Regions from separate parts of the Homo sapiens genome. Here region 2 is linked to region 1. A link is an interaction called in ENCODE POLR2A ChIA-PET data of the cell type or tissue named here. Cell type or tissue: Panc1. All regions are shown on one strand.

What was found. Peaks named below come from ENCODE experiments on the same cell type or tissue, not always from the same donor. Only the 100,000 strongest peaks of a DNase experiment are listed, where the experiment ranks them.
Region 2: POLR2A ChIA-PET joins it to region 1 with 11 read pairs; 3 of 35 experiments call an interaction of 5 or more read pairs at or near these places.

Annotation. Positions count from the first base shown.
Region 1 is chr10:114,371,387-114,379,386 of GRCh38, reverse strand. All of the region lies in intron 1 of AFAP1L2 (actin filament associated protein 1 like 2), which reads left to right. Among named protein-coding and RNA genes, the nearest start is that of AFAP1L2, 29 kb to the left of the region's middle. In Panc1, no CTCF peak of the experiment used is centred here; no DNase peak of the experiment used is centred here; H3K27ac peaks cover 995 bases.
Region 2 is chr10:114,453,638-114,461,637 of GRCh38, reverse strand. All of the region lies in intron 12 of ABLIM1 (actin binding LIM protein 1), which reads left to right. Among named protein-coding and RNA genes, the nearest start is that of AFAP1L2, 53 kb to the right of the region's middle. RefSeq lists an enhancer at 1,197-1,698. In Panc1, a CTCF peak has its summit at 2,449; a DNase peak (open chromatin) is centred at 2,537.

The DNA of each region.
Region 1 (8,000 bases):
TTTGTTTTAGACATCACTGTGGGGGAGGAGCTGGGTAGGTAGTCACTTCTTTATCTGCTGCATAGCCTGGAACAGGGCAGGTGCTTTCTTATGGTTGACAGGTCTGGGGCTCTCTGATCCAGACTCCCTCAGTGATGGCCAGTGATAACCAGTTTATTCCTTTTTTTTTTTTTTGAGACAGAGTCTCACTCTGTCGTCCAGGCTGGAGTGCAGTGGTGCGATCACGGCTCACTACAACCTCCATCTCCCGGGCTCAACCAATTCTTATGCCTCAGCCTCCTGAGTAGCTGGGATTATGGGCACCCAGCACCATACCTGGCTAATTTTTTTGTATTTTTAGTAGGGACGGGGTTTCACCATATTGGCCAAGTTGGTTTGAACTCCTGACCTCAGGCGATCTGCCCGCCTCGGCCTCCCAGAGTACTGGGATTACAGGCATGAGCTGCTGTGCCTGTTATCATGGGAAAATAGTATATTTAGTCCCGATCAGAGTGACCTAGTTTTGAAGATCCCAATTTTGCTGACTTTGTCTTAGACATCACTGTGGTGGAGGAGCTAGACAGGTAGTCACTTCTCTATCTGGTGCATGGCCTGGAACAAGCTTCTTTCTCCATGGGTTCTCTCTGGAAACTTCTTGGACTGTCTTGAGGAGCTGGAAGATGGGGGGCCATTGCTTCTCCTCCTCTAGGCCATTTTCTTGGCTTTAGTATTTTGGGGGACAGCTAATTTAATTTCAGTCACTATCTTAGATTTAGAGGTGCACTGAAAATCTGGAAGAAGCGAGATACCACTGCAGAAGGAGCAAGACTCCATTGCTTGAGGGAGACGGACCATTTCTCACGCAGAAATTATAGTCCACTGTACTAGAAGACATTCGTTTATGTTCTAAATCTCTTGGCCTCTGAGGATATAATGAGGACAATGGCAATATTTTAAACATTTGCCCATGGGAAGTGTATCAGCTTATCCTGGAAGGGGCTCTGATTTTGGTGTGTCTTCCACCTTTTCTGGATTCCACCCAAGCAATTACAAGTGTGTCAGCTGGAAAGAGCTAATAGAATAATAAGGTATGGGTATAAGCTTCAGTAGGACGACACAGTTTTGCCCCTGACTGACTGAAAATTCCCAGTCAATTTCTTGTGTCAATACAGAGCTAATGCTTATTTTAGAAACATGCTTAGCATTGAAGCGGAAAAGAATTGTAAGCCGCTGTCTTGAGAATTCCGTGGATAAGGTAAAGAAGAATCCTTCTTCAGGTTCTTGCAAGCAGAGCAATCCACTTGCAGGTGGCAGAACACCTGGTGATTGGTACCCTCATTCTGAAGGACCTTTCCCTTAACACGGGTTCTGTTTTTGCTGTGGCAGCCCTCCTTGCCTGGGAGGCTTTACGGCAAATAGCGACACAGCCTATCGTAGGGGTGGCACCAGTGAAGACCCACAAAAAAACCATAATACAGTTTCTTGGGAAGTACTCCTGAGAAGTGTAGGAAACACATTTGAGCTCTCTGTAGAATCCCTCAGACATATGGAGGACTTCAGTCTCCCTTGGAAATGGAACCAACTATGTGATGCTCTCTCCTTAAGCCTCTCAGGCCAACAGGTCCTCCTTCCTCTGTGTTTCTCAGCACTTGGTTCACAGATACCTTGCTGAGTTGAAATTAAGGCATTTGAGGGCAGAAATGCATCTTGCTCATTTTTGTATCTTGAAGTATGACAGCTCAATAAATAATTATTAAATAAACCCCATCATCACACTGGGGAAATCGAATAACCACTCTATACCATTGACTGCTATTTTGCCAAGACCTTGGTTCCATAAGCAACATTGACCACTGATGCCTAAGTTATACTCCCTTGATTAAGTACATATGGCATATGGTACAGTGTCTATGATACAGCAATCAGTCAACAAACGTTTGTGTCCTCCCATCCACCACCCCACCACAACTTGATGGGTACAGTGGTGACTTCTTTCCAAGAAGCACCTCACTGTCTTTGATCAGACTTGACCCAAAGTCATCTAGTTTCTAAATCATGCTTCAAGCCACATTTGATTCTTGCCTTGGAACTGGCCTCTCTGAAGGGTTTTAAGGCAGAATATTTCTACTAGGCTTTCCAGATACTCTGGTAAAACATTCCTTCTGCTACACTTGTGTGATAACTGTTTGTGTGCTAGGTTAGATGGAGTTCATAGTATCTCATATTTGGTTGTTCAGAAGTGTTCTTTGACTTGGGAAGTCTGGGACTAGGAAGGAGATGGGTGAGTGTGAATTAGTAAACCATGGACCAAAGGAGATGTTTCACATGTATTATGACCTTGTCTTGTATAATGCCCCCAGTGATATTTGAAAACACCAAGTTGAGTGCCCTTCACCTTCCCTGTGTTGGGTCAGCAGGTGAGGGATATGCCAAGCCCAGTCTCCTGGGGTCTCTACTCCATCTTGCTCCTATCCCTCCTAGCTCATGGCTCTGTGGGTGGTGACTTCTAGGGAGGCCCAAAAGCTGCAGTGGTTTCTCAGTCTCTAGCTGATTCTGTTTGGGTGGTCTATTATTCTTCCCATGTTTCTCTATTCTTAAGTCTTCAGTATTTCTATCCCTTGGATAGTGTTGAAATTGTGAGTGTTTTTAACTGAGTGTCGACAGTTCTGGATGTAACGAGTTCAGCAACTGCATTATCAGGGTCTGAATTGGCAGTGTTGTATCAGCCCTTGTGATCATTTCAAAATGCTCTTCCTTGTGGCTTTTGAGTTAGGTAATTGCTGGAATTCTCCTCCAAGTGGAGCAGTGATTGTAGATTCTTTTGAGTTAGGTAATTGCTGGAATTCTCCTCCAATGGGAGCAGTGATTCTTCTGAGTAAGAGAAGCTGAATAGGCTCTACCCCATGTTAAAACAAATGTTCATTTATAGGATCCAATCTAGACTGTCTATATGCTAGTCAGATGCTACTTTAGTAGAATCATCAGCATCAAAGTTTAGTTCTCTTAATTGGCATTGATTCCCTCTCTTCCCCACTAAATTGGAAGTCCTTAAGTGTAGATGACATTTCATACTGATTTGTATTGCATTTGTCACCCCTATTCCACTTCCTCTGGATCCGAGCACAAGGTCTGGTCATAGTTAATGCTCCATATATATTGATTTATTTCACAAGTCAATGTGTTTATGCAGCAATGAATAAACATATTTCTTCCCCTGGAAGATCTCACAGTCTCTCCAACAAGGTTTAGTGTGTGCAGTTCCTTTAAGGGGGTGGCTTTTTGGCAGAGGTAGGAGGAAACTGTACAACTGGCCATGTAAATTTTGTTTTCCCAGATTCCATTTAAAATTTTTATATTTGTTCCTGATTAGACTCTTAGAGGACTGGAGTATGAAATTAGAAAATTGAAGTCACTTTTCTGGTTTTTGTTTTTTTGTATTTTTTGTTTTGAGACAGGGTCTCACTCTGTCTCCCAGGCCGGAATGCAGTGGTGTGATTATAGCTCACTGCAGCCTCTATCTCCTGGGCTCAAGTGATCCTTCTGCCTCAGCCTCCTGTGTAGCTGGGACTATGCCTGGCTAATTTTTCAAAATTTTTAGTAGAGGCAAGGTCTTGCTATATTGCCCAGGCTGGTCTGGAACTCCTGGACTCAAGCAATCCTCCCTCCTTATCCTTCAAAAATGTTGGAATTACAGGTGTGAGCTATGATGCCTAGCCACTTTTTTCTTTTTGTCTTAGGGCATGAGTTGGAAAACTACCTCAGCCAAGGGCCTTCAAGCTAAGAATGATTTTTATGAATAAACATTTGCAATTGATTTAATGATAGGAAATGCTAATGTTGAACCCCAATTAAGCAAAATGTTACCCCCACTAAAAAAAATTTCCACTCCCATTGGTAGATCTGTATCACAAAGCATTGGAATAAAGTATTATTATTATATTTTGAATTTTGTCAATAAAAAGTTTGTGGACATTTGTATTCTCTCTGGCTATAGTAGTAGTTCCTGAAAGATAACCTTGATTTTGCCTGTTGGCCTGCTCTAGAATTGGGGCTGGCAAGCTTTCTTGTAATGAGCAGATAGGAAATATTCTAGGATTTGTGGTCATATATTCTGTGTTGCAATGACTCAATTCTGGCATGGTAGCCTGGAAGTAGCCACTGATACTATGTAAACAAAAGTGCATGGCTGTGTTCCAATAAATATCTATGGACGCCAAAGTTGAAATTTCATATAATTTTCATGCGTCATGAAATATTATCCTTCTTTTGATTTTCCTCAGTCATTTAAAAATGTAAAAGCCATTTGTATGGCTTGAGGGCCATATAAAAACAGGTGTCGAGTCTGATTTAGGTATATAGTTCACTGACCCCTGTTCTAGAGGATCAGGCAGTAGCCCCGAGTAATGCCTGACCTGACTAGGTTAGCTCAGACACTTTAGTGAACCTGGAAGAATATGCAGGTTATGTCTGGTCTAATGACAAACTCCCTTCTCACCAAAGCCATGCCCCTGTTCCGTGGCCCTAAGGGACCTAAACCACCTCTCTGCCCACCCCCACCCCCTCCCTCCCTCTGCCCCCATCCTCCATTCCTTCCTATCCCACACGCCTAGCTCTCTAAAATCTGTCTAGGAAAGAGTTTCTTCAGGATGCAGCATCAGCGCTGGGCCCCTTCCAGCTCTTAGTTGGAAGCTCTTTCCAAGGATGGAGAAGCTGAAACAGCTGCATTTTTTTTTTCTTCTTCTAGAATCATCCAGCGAGGGGGTGAGTTCAGGACTCTGGCAGCTCCTGTGTAAATGCTGAGCAGCTAAAGACAGCACAAATCCGGAGCAAACGCTGCTGCTCCCAAACCAGGGAGAATGGCTCATCAAAGCCAGTGCTCCAAGCATCTGCGTTTATTTTGAGGCCAGGGCTGGGGAAGGGGAGTCTCTCTCGCTCAGCTGGGTGTCCATGAAGAGGCTCCAGGGCAGGATCGCATCTGCGGCTCCTTCAATGAGACCACTGTCCTGATTGTCAGTCCTGTTGCCCCTGGCATTATGGTTCTGTGCCAGAGGTTTAGCCAGCTGTGCTGTTTGTCTCACGAAGAAAGTTTCCAGAAACACTTTTTCCCTTTCTGCTTGAATGACCAAGTTTCAGAAAAATCCAATGATAATGTGCAGGCGTTTCAAATCTGTAATTTTAGCTGGGATGTTTGGGGTCGCGTTGCCTGGGAGATTTAAGGGGTGAACATGTAAAAGTCTATGAAATAACCGACAAAACATCCTCCCAAGCCCGGAATGCTGAAGCAACAGAGGAGGAGTGAGAATGGGTTGGACTCGCAGAGTTTATAGGAGATGGTTTTAGCTTATGGGGCTGTGTGTTGTCACTCTGATATGACACAGAAGGTCCGTGAAGGCAGGGGCTCTATTTTTTGTATCCTGTACATATCCTAGGAAAGGGTGGTCTTGGGACTTCACTGCATCCCAACCAGCATCTTCTGTCCGCTGTGGACCTAGGCTGTGCTGATTGTATGGGCAGAGAAGGGGCAAGATTATCTCGCTACCTGGGGGATAAGGGGTTGGCAGGTAACCATGGTGACAAAGGCCTAGAGACTTCAAGAGGGGGACAAGGGAGCAGAGACGGAGCTCTGGGGCCGTGGCCTTGATCTTCTCTCTGCTGGCCACCAAGTGAATGTCTCAGTGTCCTCCTTTTGGGGAAGCCTGTGGTCAGGGGACTTTGAAGTGCTGGAACTGAAATTTTTTGTTTTGTTTTGTTGTTGTTTTTTTTTGTCGTTGGTGGTGGTGTTTGAGACAGAATCTGTCTCTGTCACCCAGGCTGGAGTGCAATAGCACAATCCCCGCTCACTGCAACCTCCACCTCCTGGGTTCAAGCGATTCTCCTGCCTCAGGTTCCCAAGTAGCTGGGATTACAGGCATGCACCACCACGCCCAGCTAATTTTTGTATTTTTAGTAGAGACAGGGTTTCGCCTTTTTGCCAGGCTGGTCTTGAACACCTGACCTCAGGTGATCTGCCCACCTCAGCCTCCCAAAGTGCTGAGATCACAGGCATGAGCCACTGTGCCCAGCCAAAAGTTTAAAAAAGTGGGGAGGAAGGGATTTTCCTCGTTGACATGCATTTCCTGTAATGCAAATTTTGCAAAATAAGAATTATGTAGGAATTTTAAAAATTTGAGACAGGGTCTCACTGCCACACAGGCTGGAGTGCAGCGGCATGATCGTGGCTCACTGTAGCCTTGACTTCCTGGGCTCAAGCGATCTTCCCACCTCAGCCTCCTGAGTAGCTGGGACCACAGGTGCATGCCACCAAGTCTGGCTAATTTTAAAATTTTTTTATAGAGTCAGGTTCTCACCCTGTTGCCCGGGATGGAATTATGTAGTATTTTATGAAGAAAAGGATATATTTTAAAACATACATTGCATCCATTCCATGGAATACCACGTAGCTGGTAAAAGGAATGGGGCACAGCTGTCTGTTGCCTCCAAGGCACATTAGCAAGTGAAAATAGCAAGGTACAGGATGCTAGAATAGTGTGAGCTTACTTGTATAAAATAACTTTATCTGTATTTTTCTGTGAATATCTTATGTAGAGAATATTATGCATAGGAAATTCCTGGAAGGATGCACAGTTTATTGATAGTCATTGCCAGGAAGGGGCTGACACTGGGAGGGTTTTAAGATGGGGGAAATTTTCATTGCATATGTTTTAATTGTTGCTTTATATATGTACACATATGTGCATATAAATATGTATACATATATGTGTATATATATTATATATGTATATATAAATATGTTTTCATCATATGCATACACTCCATTTTTCCAATAAAAGCTTAATAAAAATAGAAGGAAATATACAAAAGAAGTCATTGAGAAGGTATTTGGCATCATGGAAGCTTCCGGAGCTGGCTACCCTTGGCCTGTTGTGGATATTGAGATATGGAGAATGAAGCAAAAGACAATACTGGGTCATTTCACGGGTGGCAAACCCTGCCCCTCCTACCCGGCCCAGCCCTGTGCAGCTTCCCTTATCTGAGCCATAAATTCTCAGACACACAATGGCAAGTCAGCCCAAGGCTGGGCTTGGTGTTTACAGAGGGAAAATCTGGGAACTGTTGGAATGAAGAATGGCATCCCAAGCTCCTGGCTAGAAGTGGGGGCTCCCAGGGCATCCCCAGAGACCAAGGGACTGGACCAGCAGTGGTCAATCTGGGGTTAACCTCTCCAGCTATCCTGAGATTCTCCACAAAACGATTTAGAGCATCAATCCCCAAGCCCAAGAAGAAACTTCAATTTGGAACAGATTAGTCAAGAATTTTGCTGTTTCGTCCAAGTTAAGGGAAAGAACCTTTGTTGTTGCTGTCTCTGCAAGATGTGACTTGCTGGGGAGAAGTTAATGTAGTGGTTCCCATGGGGAGAGGCCTTCCATTTTATCTTTTTTTTTCCTTGATAAAATATAGAAGACTCACCCATATTATCCATACACTGGAGTCCTATTTAGTTCACTAGGTATATGAGCTATAAAGGGACTTTCCCCCGCCACCCCCCCAAAAAAATCTTCCTTTTGCTCTTGTGCTGTTTATTTTTTATTTTTTTTATAATTGTACTTTAAGTCCTGGGATACATGTGCAGAACATGCAGGTTTGTTACATAGGTATACACGTGCCATGGTGGTTTGCTGCACCCATCAACTCATCATCTGCATTAGGTATTTCTCCTAATGCTCTCCCTCCCCTAGCCCCCCACCCCACAACAGGCCCCAGTGTGTAATGTTCCCTCCCTGTGTCCATGTGTTCTCATTGTTCAACTCCCACTTATGAGTGAGAACATGCGGTGTTTGGTTTTCTTTGTGCTGTTTTTATTTGTATTTGTTTTTTTTAAAAAAAGAAAAAGTAAACATAGGAGTTTTTCCACGGCCCAAATTCTGAGCTTGGTAAATCATCTTTTTTTCGCGGGGGACTGATGAGGGGGCTTTGCCCTGCCAGTCTACTTTCTTCAGAATCAGTGTTTACAACTACGCACC
Region 2 (8,000 bases), 82 kb before region 1:
TATGTTGGCCAGGCTGGTCTCAAACTCCTGGCTTCAAGTGATCCACCCGCCTTGACCTCCTAACGTGCTGGGATTACAGGCGTGAGCTATCATGCTCAGCCGACAGATTATTTTAAATTATAAGTGCTAATTAGTATTTTGGGGGAAAATTTTTATTTATAAAATGTCAAGATTATACTTTAGAGAATGTTTATAAAATCATAAAGAAATTATGCTGTTTTTTTTTCTTAAAAAAAAAAAAAAACCCTTCAGTTGTGTATTTTAAAGAGACTTTAATATAACAGCCATTAGCCAAATTAAGATTTTGGTTATTTCTGCTGAGGTGGGCAGATTGCTTGAGCCCAGGAGTTCAAGACCAGCTTGGGCAACATGGCGAAACCCCATCTCTACCAAAAATACAAAAAAAAATTAGCCGGGCATGGTGGTGCGTGCCTGAAGTCCCAGCTACTCAGAGGCTGAAGCAGGAGGATTGCTTGAGCCCAGGAGGTGGAGGTTGCAGTGAGCTGAGATCGAGCCACTGCACTCCAGCCTAGGTGACAGAGCAAAACCCTGTCTCAAAAAAAAAACAAAAGAAAGAAAACAAAGATTTTGGTTATTTCTGATATTTAAGAAAAAATGCATTATTGATTCATTAAAATGTAAACTTCCTCACTTGGCTATTATATGTTTTAACTTGTAGAGAGATACTTTTTGTAGAAAGAAAAGTGTCACAGGCCCTATAAAGTTACACAGTTTGTCCAAATAACACAGCACAAAGTGTCCATAAATGGTCAATGACTAATACTGCTTCATGTCCATGAGTGGCCATGTGGAGAGTTGAAAAGCCCATGGGCATTGGAATCTGGGTTCAGATATGATCTCCGTCACTTGCTAGCTGTATCACCTTGGGTTGCTTATTTATCCTGTTGAGTGTCACTTGACTCCTCTATAAATCAAGAACAATGAGACTCCTACATCACGAGGTGAAGTGTCTTGGTGTGGGGCACACCCACCTTGGTCAGCATGGTGCTCTTAAATTGCTTTTTTTTGTTTTTTTGGAGACAGAGTCTCACTGTGTTGCCCAGGCTGGCATGCAGTGGCACAATCTCAGCTCACTGCAGCCTCCGCCTCCCAGCTTCAAGCGATTCTTCTGCCTCGGCCTCCTGAGTAGCTGGGATTACAGGCGTGCGCCACCACGCCTAGCTAATTTTCGTATTTTTAGTAGAGACGGGGTTTCACCATGTTGACCAGGCTGGTCTCGAACTCTTGACCTCAAATGATCTGGCCGCCTGGGGCTCCCAAAGTGCTGGGATTACAGGCGTGAGCCACCGCGCCCGACCTTAAATCATTTTTGATGCCATCATTCTGTTCACTTTTCACAGCATTCTTGGGAAATGGGCTCAGTGAGGAGACCAAGTACAGAGGCCCTGGCTAAGTAACTGTCCAGGGGCTCACCACTAGGACATGGCAGTGCTGGACTAGACCCAGGCCCCCTCCTCCCCAGGAACGCTCCTTCATATGAGGGCCATGCGTTTCAGTATAAATATGTGTGAAGATAATTTTTAAAGCACACTTTTATTTTTCATCCCTTTTAGCCAGAAAATTGCATTCTTATTGACTCTTAGACCAAGAATGATCCTCAGTCATTTAGATCACAAAATTAAGAAATATTTACTTTTCCATAGAAATATTAAATGGTTATAAAAATTATAACACCCCTATGTTCCTAAATGGTGCTTTATTAAAAATGTAGATATACATTCTTTTCTGTTTTCAGTCTGCATTTGAAGTGTTTGACACCGTCAGGTGTTCTGGATTTAAATGATAAAAAGCATTATCCAAAAGGAATTAGTGACCCTGAACTTAAAAACATCTAATAGTCTCTCTCCCTTTTTCTTTTTACTAGACGTGTGCCTATAGTTTGTTCATATGAAATAGTCTTTATGCTTCAGATGCAAAGTGTAATGTACATAACAGTATATACTTAGTTTTTCAATCATATGAGCTTTTTGCCAACCTTAAAGATAAATCATTGGCTGCTTTGGGCACACTGCCTATTGGGCAGTCCTGCTCCACAGGGAGCAGTGTAAAAAAAAAAAAAGATATGTGGTGGAGATTTTGTACATTAAAGATATTGCTTTAAAAGCCTAGTGTATTTGGCTAAATGTGGATTCTCCAAGGAATTACGTCTTAGTTATTTTGAAAAACATGCATCCATTTACATGGAAGACCTCTCCAGCACTTAGAAATTTCTGAATGGGGGGAGCCTATGGCCATTGATAACACATCCAAGATATCTTTGAGATAAGTCAATGTCTTCCAGGGTTTTTTGTGGCCCTTCATTGACTTTTATCTTGGAGCTTGTCTTGGAACTTGAGGGAGTTTTTGTTTGTTTGTTTGTTTGTTTTGTTTTGTTTTTAATGGATGTGAGCTGGGAGCTTGACCTAAGGTAGGATGTCCATCTCAGAGGCAGGGGGCGCCCTTTGCCACTCTGGCAGCCAGAAGCCCAGCCTTCCATTGCCCAAGTCCACTTCCTGTTCCTTGTTTTTGCAGCATGTGACCCAGGCCTGGGGCCTCACTGAGCTGAGGACGCCTGCATGGTTGTAAAGCTGAGATGCACGGCACAGACTGTTTCTCTCCTTCACTGGCTTCCCCATTCATTTTCCATAACATCCATTGTTGGTTGGGTGTATTTTTATTTCTGTCCTCCAAACTTCCTTGTAGCCTCATTCTATCTTAGTATATCTTTGGGCCATTTGGACAACCTTATGCCTAGAGATTTGGAAAAACCATTTTCGCTTTGTTTCGGGCTTCGTTTGTAAAGTGTCTGCTAAGTTTCTCTTGCTTCCCCTTTGAAATACTGCTAGACATGACATTCTGTGTCCATGAAGTATAAATTGGATTTCTGAGCAGGAGGGTTACATATATTAAGTTTCTTTGAAAGGAATCTTTCCTCTTTTGCTATAAATATGAGTTGCCATGATGTAAATATATATTTGACACTTGCTGAAGGAAACCGTAACTCTTATTGACGCTTTAGACAAGAACCGGCAATCTTAAAACTGTCACAAAATTCTGGATGCTGCCAACTTATCTTAAGGTTCCCTCAAGATGTTCATTTATATTTGGGGATGTAAGCACTCTGAGTCCAGAAAGCTAGGCAGTGCTCCAACAGGTCCCCACAGCAGAATCGCACACCCCCATCTCTATTCGCTTGTCTTAGAATTAGTCACTCGGGCTCTCATGGTGCCAAAAAGAAGAATGAAAGTGGAGATGGGCATTTAAATGTGTTAAGTACAGTGAGAGTCCTGTGAGTGAATGCTCCCCTGAGGTCTAAAAAATTAGCTTACTAGGCTAACAGGAAAGGAGGTAAAAATGAAGGCCAAGAAATAGAAATAGAAACATAAATAGAAATATAGTAGCTTGTCACTACAATAGATGAGAACACTAACAACTTAGGGTAGCCCAATCTGAGGACTTAAAGGAACAAAATAGCTATGAGTGTGATATATATATATATATGTACTATTGTATTATGTGCGCACACACACACACACACACACAGAGTAGTTTTGTTTTTTGTTTTGAGGCAGAATCTCACTTTGTTGCCCCAGCTGGAGTGCAGTGGTGCAATTTCGGCTCACTGCAATCTCCACCTCCCGGGTTCAAGCAATTCTCCTGCCATAGCCTCCTGAGTAGCTGGGATTACAGATGCCTGCCACCAACACCTGGCTAATTTCTGTATTTTTAGAAGAGACAGGGTTTCACCATGTTGGCCAGGCTGGTCTCAAACTCCTGACCTCAAATAATTCACCCGCCTCAGCCTCCCAAAGTGCTGGGATTTCAGGCATAAGCCATCATGCCCATGCCCGGCCTATTATTTTTAAACAGTATCTTATTCAGGGTTGATAGATGATGACAACGATGATGATGAAAATAATGATATCTTCCAAATATGATATTTCATCTGGTGTGTCACACATTACTTTGTTTAAGTAAGGAACTATGCACAGATGGCCTCTTAGGGCCCCCATAAGTTATTTCCTGCCAGGGTTGGGTTCAAAGTTATATCATTTAAATAGGGTATTGGCCAGGTGCAGTATCTCACGCCTGTAATCCCAGCATTTTGGGAGGCCAAGGCGCCACAGATCACTTGAGGTCAGGAGTTTGAGATCAGCCTGGCCAACATGATGAAACCCCGTCTCTACTAAAAACACAAAAACTAGCTGGATGTGGTGGCGCATGTCTGTAATCCCAGCTACTTGGGAGGCTGAGGCAGGAGAATCGCTTGAACCTGGGAGGCGGAGGTTACAATGAGCCGAGACTGCACCACTGCACTACAGCCTGGGCAACAGAGCAAGACTCTGTCTCAAAAAAAAATAAAAATAAAAATAAATACAGATAAGGTGTTTAATTTAGAAAAGGGAAAGAGGCCTCTTCCTGAGAATTTTCCTTTTTCTTTTAAAAATGCCCAAAATTTGTCATGCCTTTGGTATTTCAAGGGCTAAGAATTTGGTACCTAGCAACATTATGTATTCCAAGAACTTATTCCCCGATGAGCGGTTGTGATATGTGAAAAGCACATTCTGCAGAATTGCTGAGATGGGTGTGTTATTGGGTCTCTCTTTACCTGATTTTTAAAAATGCTTTGTGGGAAGTTTTAAATGATTATAGTTACATCTGCTTACAAAATTTGAACAAAGTAGTGTTTTTTTTTTTTTTTTAAAAAAAAAACAACTAGAGAGGTGAATGTTTGCTGAAGACATCCAGCCTAATATAGAACCACACCCAACTGGTGACAGCATTCAGCCAGAATCCAGTCCTTGGGAATTCAGACAGCTACTCCATAACCTTTGAGAGGCTTTGACCATATTCAAGAAGTGAGGGGCTTCTACAGGCACTGGCCAACACAGGGTCTTGTTGATAGAAATATTTTAATCCCTGGACAAATGTCTAATTCTAATAACCTTAAAGTTTGTGTCCTGCATATGCAGATATTTTTGTGTGTGCGTGACACTGGCTAATAATGATAAAAACTGATTTAATGGGGGTTCATTTGATTGTGTATTATAACCAAAACCTACGAGAACTTTCCTGGAAACATCTGATTTTCTGCAAGGACAGTGGAGGTCTATGTGAAAGAACAAAAGCATGGGGCAGGGGGGTTCAGAAGCAGTAGTAAAAGTTGAGACCCATTATACCTTCTTTCGAGAAAAGACCGTAAGAATGATTCTGTTTTTCAGTTATGGATTACTCTTGTTAATTTCTAATGTTCATAGGATTAAATCATTTTTCTTCAGTGAAACATTTATATTGGAGTTGTCAAAGATTAGCTGTAATGGGAAACTTATAAAAGGGGTGTTGTTGTGAGCCCAGTGCTGTACACAGGTCTTTACTTATCATCATCATTTACTTGGAAACTGTGACTTAAGTGAATTGAAATATTAAAAAAACTAGTTTTTCCCCTCATCAGTGTTCTAGGTTGAAATAAACGACGTTCTTCAAGGACCTGCTATATGTTGTTTTGCTTAAAGTTGCAGTTTCCAGCCGGGTGCGGTGGCTCACGCCTGTAATCCTAGCACTTTGGGAGGCCGAGGCGGGTGGATCACGAGGTCAGGAGATTGAGACCATCCTGGCTAACATGGTGAAACCCCGTCTCTACTAAAAAAATTCAAAAAATTAGCCGGGCGCGGTGGCGGGCGCCTGTAGTCCCAGCTACTCAGGAGGGTGAGGCGGGAGAATGGCGTGAACCCAGGAGGCGGAGCTTGCAGTGAGCCAAGATCGCGCCACTGCACTCCAGCCTGGGCGACAGAGCGAGACTCCGTCTCAAAAAAAAAAAAAAAAAAGTTGCAGTTTCCTGTAACCTGTTGATATTAAGTGAGGACTTATTGCACTAGCATCTGGCTTCCTTTAATTTAGAGAAAATTGATGGTGAATCTTGCCATGGTGCTTGCTAAATTAGGCCAATAAATAGCTGTGGAGGTAATTAATTGGCCTCCTTCAATCATTCATTCACAGACATTTATTAAGCACTTACTCCTGGCCAGGCGATACCCTGAGCACTGATGATGACAAATGAGACCAAGTTTTAATTCAGCAACAGGTTTAAAACACTATTTCCTTCTAAATGCAAATTATAATCTTCCTTCCCCTGTTTTCCTCTGTGTTTTTTATACTCATTTTTTCCCGATAGGAACTAGTTACTTCTCTTTAGGAGAGGGATAAATGAGATAACATTTTTATAAATTAGCTTTTTAATAGATCAATAGTTTGGGATGATATTTCATAATTTTTAGGAACTAATATATGACTTAAATAATAAAGTCAACATTATAACATATTTGGGTCTGGATGCTAAACCAGCTCTTGAGAAGAAAAGACAAAAGTTTCAGAACACCAATAACCAAAAGCCAGAAATCTAAATTTGACTCAGTAATAGACACAGATCCCATATTTGGAATATCTTACTGCCCATTTAGTGTAGATCTGTACTCTGGTTACTTAAAAATGTACATGCTGAGACATTAAAATTCTCTTAAATGTATATTCAAACGGTAACAATTGACATCTTTCACACTTGACTGGATAGATTTAGAAAAATTTGACCTGAAGCAACTGGCCAGACCTCTATTTTCTGATGATCTATGATTTATTTAAAATTATTAGTGTTAATAGATAAATAAATTGGACTTTATCAAAAATTTTAAACTTTTGTGCTTCAAAGAATTCCACCAAAAAAGTGAAAAGACAACCTACAGACTGGGAGAAAATATTTGCAAGTTCATATTATTTCTGACAAGAGACTTGTATCCAGAATATATAAAGAGCTCTTACAACTCAGCAGTAAAAGTCATTACCCCTACTAATTTATTGAGCTTTAATAGTCCTGCATCTTCTGGTGTCTTCTTGAGACAAGATGTTTGCCCAGACATAGGGTAGGAGGACAATTTAGGCCAGTTACAAATCTCTTTCTAATTTTGCACAAGCTGAATTAGTTTATCTTGGCCATTCTCCTGGTCAGAAGGGAGTGATGGTGGCTATGGTGGCACTTAAAGCTTTTGCAGCCACCCCTTTGCTCTCTTTTCTGCCCTGGTCCCTCTTCTCTCCTCCAAGAGCACCATGCCTTCCAGACAAGGTGGCCAGTCCTGTTGCTCCTCCAGTCTGCACCCTTCCACACCCTCCTTTCTCATGACATTCCAGCTGTCTGGAATATGGGCTTCCCACCCTCCCATTCACCTACCCTCTCACCTGGTGAGCTTACTCTTTGATGCCCAGCTCAAACCTAGCTTGAAGAATTGGTGTCACCTTCATCTGAGTCTCATAGCATTTTTCTTATACCTCAGAGTAAACAATTGCATGTCATTATATGGCATTTAAGTTTGTCTCCTTAGATAGCCTCTAAGTCCCTTGAGGGCAGGGACTATATCTCATTCATCTATTTGTCCTCAGTAGTACTCAGTGCCCAGCCATAGTAGGTGTTCAATAAATATTTCAATGATTGAATCATTGGCCTGGGTTGAGCCTCATCTTTGAAGTGAAAGATGGGGAGAGGTATAAATGGTCGTGAAATACCTGGCTGACACGCGTCTGACTCTATTTTATATATTTCAAAGTGAGGAAAACAGAAACATATGCAAACACGCTGCAATTGAAGGCACTTTGTATTCCTAAGGGGAAGGACTTGGTGACCACACGGGTTCCCAGACTTAACCTTCAGATCGGAGAAACCTCTGCTAATTGCCAGCTGCTGCCATCATGCTTGAGAGTGATTTGTATTTGGGTTTGCCTAGCCCGCTCCTTTACACGCTTGGGATTTAACCACCTGACAACTGATCCTGAATCATGAGCAAGCAGCTTTCCATCGCTCCCAATCTCCCCTCCATCTAATCAGTTTGCTGCGAGCTCACAGCTTTCAATGCATGCCATTGGAATGACGCACCTGACCGCTAGCTGCTTCTAACCCAGCTCCACCTGAGTTCAAATCTCTGCAACGGAAAACTAAACCTGATATCACCTTTGCA